Linked DNA regions of Homo sapiens: region 2 is linked to region 1. A link is a contact called in ENCODE Hi-C or POLR2A ChIA-PET data. All regions are on one chromosome and are shown on one strand. Each heading gives the region's core, a stretch centred on a gene start or an enhancer-like site at or near the end of the contact. The rest is flanking DNA. Distances are from core to core; before and after follow the strand shown. Region 1 holds the start of FBXO4 (F-box protein 4). Region 2 holds the start of ANXA2R-OT1 (ANXA2R overlapping transcript 1).

Region 1 (2,700 bases), core at 172-2,671:
TTCAAACAAATCAAATGTGAAAAATTATTTTCAAAGCAGATGGGGAAGTTAAACACTGACTCGGTATTTGGTGATTTTAATGAATTAAAATTGCTTAGGTACAGTGGTCTGTTTCTTAAAATCTGTTTTTTTTAGGGACGGATACTGAGATATTTACAGATGATAGGTCTGGGATTTGTTTCAAAAGGATCCAGAATTGGGGGTGTAGTATTAGGTGAGTATAGCAACAGCACAAGATTAACCAGGTGTTGGTAATGGAATCTTGGATACTGGGCACACAGGAGCATATTATTCACTCTCCTTTTATAAATGTTCAAAATTTTCCGTAATAAAGTTTTTCTCATTCATTTAACAGATATCATTTTAATACTTTATACTTGAACTGATTTTTTTTCTTGCTCTAGTTCGTTTTTTGCTCTCAAAGTAAATCGTGTCCTAGAAAGTGATGAGAAATGCCATATGGTTAATCCGTGGTCCTTGTCCAGATTGCCTCCCAAAAACGAGGCTGCAATTTTATTGGTTATTGGCCCCTACCAACAACATGCAAATAATAAAATGTAATGAAACTTAAACTTGTATGTTACAGAGCCTTGCAGAACCTTAGTTATCAGGCTTTCTTGGATTCTGTTGACATTTAGATCCTCAGAGATTTACTTTTTGAATGTATACATACCCAGTTCTATGTAACAGATTAACTTGTAATACGTTCTCTTAAAGCACTTTTAAAGTAAGCCCAAAGTAAGTAGAATGGGCATCTGGTTTGAGAATTAAAAAACTCACTAGTGGGATTTCAACACCACCACATCTGGGTTCTTCTAGCCGTTTTTTGCCGCCCTTGCAAATTTTAAATGTGCTTATATTTTTGCATAGTGGGTCCAGACTTCTCATTTTGGCAAAAGGTTCTTTGTAATTGGCCCGCTGACTGCCTCTCTAGTCTGTTTTTGCTGATACTCAAGAAAATAAATGGTAACTTGGTGATTGAGGAAATAACACACACAAAAAACACCCCATACGTAGTATGGTAGTGCTGAAAAGGAAGCAAGTGGTTATTAAGCCCAAGACAGTGGCAGAGGTCTATCGAACAAGCGGAGTCGCCTAGGACCAGGCATAGTGGAAATGATCCCGGAGAGAACATCTTGAATGAAGCCAGGAAGTCAGCGGGCCAGAGGTTGTACAGGGGCTCTGCGGTTGGCGTGGCTGAGGTTGAGGCCACAAGTTACTGGGGAAGTTAATTGTTGACAGGAGCTTCGTACTCGGCTCACAGCCACGCACAGTGGGCTTCCTCCCAGTACCCGCCCTTGCCCCTGGGCCTAACCCTGCCCTGGAGGCGGACTCGCGGGAGAAGCGGGAGGCGGAACGCCCGAGGGCGCCCTCGGCTGGCGCGGAGCTGCGCAGGAGGCTGACGCGCTAGCGTGGCTCTAAGACGCGTCACCCACGCTGCGGGCAAGCCATGGCGGGAAGCGAGCCGCGCAGCGGAACAAACTCGCCGCCGCCGCCCTTCAGCGACTGGGGCCGCCTGGAGGCGGCCATCCTCAGCGGCTGGAAGACCTTCTGGCAGTCAGTGAGCAAGGAGAGGGTGGCGCGTACGACCTCACGGGAGGAGGTGGATGAGGCGGCCAGCACCCTGACGCGGCTGCCGGTGAGCGTCGGCCGCAGGCCGCGGAGGACAGTGGGGCCGGCCCGGGCCGGAGGGACCTCCCCTGGAGCCCCCCGGGGCCTGGGGAACTCTCGCGCCCCGGCCTGGGTCTGGCTCCGTCCATGCAGCCATTCCTGGCAGTGTAGTCACCGAGAAGCTACAGTTGATCAGAAGCGTCTTGGCGTGGACCCTGGTGCTCCGCAGGGGGCCCGAACATCTCAGGGAAGCACCTTCATGGGGCCCCTGGGGACCCTCCCGATCGCCCTCAGGTTTTCCACCCGCCAAAACAGGCACATGTGACTAGGACACCCTGAATGTCCGGTTACGGAAATGAGACAGTTCCCAACTTGCTGATTAGCTTGGGAAAGCATTCCAGCGTCCCTGTTCCCAGCGTCTTTGATTCCGGATCACTGTACCAAAACACTTGGAGGGCCAAGGTTTTTACCCTCTCAAGAGGACATTGTGCCTGTGGCTGTTATTGTGTATTTGAAGAAACAAAACGGCCCCTCAGTTGAAAATAAATGACTTAAGTTACAAGTGCCTCAAGTTACATCAAGGCCACGAGAATGACACACATAACTTATTGTTAAACTTTGGGGTAGATAGGTAAATGAAGAGAACAAAAATTATTGAAAATTATTACAATTCTTTGTCTCATTTGGACTATTGACACCTCTCTCCAATGTGTATATCAACGTGAAAGCTGCAGGTTTAGAATGCCTCCAAGTTTCTCCTTGCAGAGGTTTTTCATAACATTTTAATAGATTCTGTAGAGGAACTAAGATGACAAATTTACGGCCGGGCGCGGTGGCTCACGCCTGTAATCCCAGCACTTTGGGAGACCCAGGTGGGCGGATCACGAGGTCAGGAGATCAAGACCATCCTGGCTAACACGGTGAAACCCCGTCTCTACTAAAAATATAAAAAATTAGCCGGGCTTGGTGGCAGGCGCCTGTAGTCCCAGCTACTTGGGAGGCTGAGGCAGGAGCATGGCGTGAACCTGGGAGACGGAGCTTGCAGTGAGCCGAGATCTTGCCACTGCACTCCAGCCTGGGCGACAGAGC
Region 2 (2,700 bases), core at 61-2,560, 1.1 Mb after region 1:
AAAAAGAAAAGTCACCATCGCACGGTTAAGTCTGCCTTGCTACAGCTAAACAGTGACTTCCTAGGACCAAGAAATCGCAGCCAGGGCTAGACCGATGCCCTAAATCGGGACTTGCTTAGGCTGAGAAATCACATTTTGGCTAGTTATTTGGACAAGAGGTAGAAATAGCGGGCACCGCGAAATCGAAACTTGCTAGGACCAAGAAGCCAACGACGGGCGAAACCGCAGGGGCCTGCGATAGAGACGCCAGCGGCGCCGCCGGGGGACTGGGTTCAGGAGGCCGAGCAGGAACCCGTGCGTCGGCGCTCGCGGCGCTGTGAAGAGACGGCGTCCGCGCAGCTCCTCTGCCTCTGGCTCGGAGGAGCGGCGGGCTCCCCCGCCCAGCGCCGGCGTCGCCCGGGAACCCCAGACTCTGCGCAACTGGCTGCGATTCCAAATCCCTCAGATCGGCTACCAGAGCGCTGCCGCCACCGAGAAAATGGAGGCACCGAGGAACAAGATGTGCCGCGACCAAGAGAACTCGGCTTGGCGAAATGGCGGTGCTGGGACCCTAAGAGTGACGCCAGCCGGAGGAGTTCCCAAGGACAACATCCATTTTGGCGGAACCAACGGTGTTGTCACGCAGAAAATGTCGACCCTCGGAAAAGAGAGGTTCTGCGACCGAGAAATTCGGTGCAACAAGTGCTGTGACAGAAAACCCCCCGCTCGGCGCTGCTGGCGAAAGAGCCAACAAAACGCTGGGTGCTGCCACCGTGACACCGACTTTAGGACCCCGGCCTCGGATGGAGAAAGGAGGGTACGGAGCCACCACATAACTTCCTAATGTCTTCAAATAGCGAAAGTGCTAGCCGGAAACTGCCGGCTGGGTTTACCTATTGGTGCTCGTGTGGGACTAGCAGATTCGAGAAACCAGCGGGACTGGAACCTAGTACACTTCGGCAGTTGAGAAATGACTTACCAGGACAAATACTGCTTCTGGCTCGATGGTGCTGCCCATGAACATCCGCCGGCTCTGAGAAACGAGCTGCACTGTCAGTGAGAAACCGTGGGCACTGAGAAACGAGCGGACTGCAACTGATAACTGCCCACCCAGTGCCACTACGACAAAGTGCTGCTGGCACTACTCCCACCCTCCGTCCTCAAATCAGTCCCCTCCCGCCTAAGAAGACCTTTATTTTTCCTAGCGAAGTCATACTGAGGGCCCCATCAACCGATCCCTTGCGATGCGCATGGGAAAAGGAGGCAGTATAGGGACCGAGAATCGGGCGGATTGGGCTGGCCCTGGTAACAAAAGCCATCCGGGTCGCCAACCGTCTTCCACTGCAAGAAACAAACCTTCCAGTGGCTGGGCTCCGCCCTTCTCCTTGGTCAGAGCCCTCCAGGCTCCTAAGGGCGAAGCCGACACCTCATCCCTTTGGAACTTGAAGTTCTCAGTCCAAGACCTCCGTGGAGAGTGAAAGACTCAATGCCTCCTGACCGAGGCTTCAGGCCTGCCCCGGCAGCTAGGTACCTCTCCAGGGGATGGAACTCTGTGGGAACTGCTATTTAATTCTGATGGTTAACTCTGTCAGATGGCCTTGATATATGGGAATAATCGTTGCAGGAGGGTAGGGGAAATAAGAATCGCAAGACTCTAGCACAGGACGTGTGGATTGATGGTGAGGCCTTTGCTCCCTCTCCCCTTGAAATCCTCAAAGGGCAGTTCCCGATTTCTATCACCTTTGAAATTCATCCCTGATGTCTTCTCCATCTTTGGGAAGTGCAATGCAATTTCAAGCTCTTGAATCTTCCCTCTCCCACATTTGTCAAATATACTGACGCTACAAACTCCTTTCTTACAGGAAACCTGAAACTGCCATTGAGCAGAAGGAAAACATCCCTTTCCAGAACCTTTCTCGTTTTTCTAAAAATCTGCACTTTTGGAAGTGATCCCCCAAAGAGACCTCCAGACTCTACCATGAGTGTCTCCAGCTGAACTCATCGTGTCTAATCCTCACCCTAGCTTATCCTGTTCAAATCATTTCCATCTTTTTCTGGATGAACCTGGGCGGATGTCAGACCAGAGAAGAGCACAGAATGTACCAGAGAGGTAAGAAGACCCATTTTGGGCTCTCACTTCTCACCCACTCCCAAGATGGTCACCTCCAGTCTTCCCCCCTATACCTTACCCTTTCTTCAGCTAGCCAAAACCTGCCCTGGTACTTGAGGCTTCTTCAGTTGCCTTCTTTTGCAGGCAGTAGAATAAAGGAAAGAGGGCAGTGTCAATAGAAGAAAAGTTACAGCCACTTTATCTAATTGAAGATACTGTGCAGAGCCTTTGAAAAAACAAAATATCTCACCCACCATTCCTCTCTCCGTTTCCACCCTAGCTTCCTATTTTAGCAAAAATGGTGGGATCAGCACCTCTGGAGGGAAGGGGTCACTCTTCCAGGTTAGGAATGTGGACAGGAGTTATGGAGCTTACTTCCCTAAAGGAGGAGGCATTCTAGTTCCGGCATTCAGATTCTGTCTGATTCCAATATGGTGTTTGTGTGGGGTGGTCAGAGAAAGGGCAAGTCGGCAACTGTATATTCCTCAGCAAGAGACTATAAGACATTTGCATTTGGAAAATCAGGAGAGATGCTGATATGGTTTGGCTCCGTGTCCCCACCCAAATCTCACCTTGAATTGTAATAATCCCCATGTGTCAAGGGTGAGACC

What was found. Hi-C counts contacts between places; a loop is a spot of excess contacts on that map. ChIA-PET counts read pairs that join two places held with the same protein, here RNA polymerase II (POLR2A). Pooled maps may share reads with other maps.
Region 2: a loop to region 1 is called in a map of B cell, with 4 times the contacts of the local background. The contact joins the promoter of ANXA2R-OT1 here to the promoter of FBXO4 in region 1. A Hi-C loop is called at or near these places in 1 of 168 maps with a recorded cell type or tissue (B cell), 1 of 37 single-sample maps with no recorded cell type and 12 of 50 pooled maps. POLR2A ChIA-PET finds 5 or more read pairs at or near these places in 1 of 52 experiments (activated CD4-positive, alpha-beta T cell).

Annotation. Positions count from the first base shown.
Region 1 is chr5:41,923,860-41,926,559 of GRCh38, forward strand. It overlaps FBXO4 (F-box protein 4), which reads left to right and starts at 1,422. Exons shown (of 7, transcript NM_012176.3): 1 at 1,422-1,639. The coding sequence starts at 1,451. RefSeq lists a silencer at 1,680-1,859.
Region 2 is chr5:43,066,129-43,068,828 of GRCh38, forward strand. It overlaps ANXA2R-OT1 (ANXA2R overlapping transcript 1), which reads right to left and starts at 1,311. Exons shown (of 3, transcript NR_104651.1): 1 at 1,170-1,311; 2 at 959-1,029. LOC100132356 (a long non-coding RNA gene) reads right to left here and starts at 843. Exons shown (of 1, transcript NR_034127.1): 1 at 1-843. It overlaps LOC100506639 (a long non-coding RNA gene), which reads left to right and starts at 895. Exons shown (of 3, transcript NR_102752.1): 1 at 895-1,658; 2 at 1,842-2,089. RefSeq lists an enhancer at 523-922.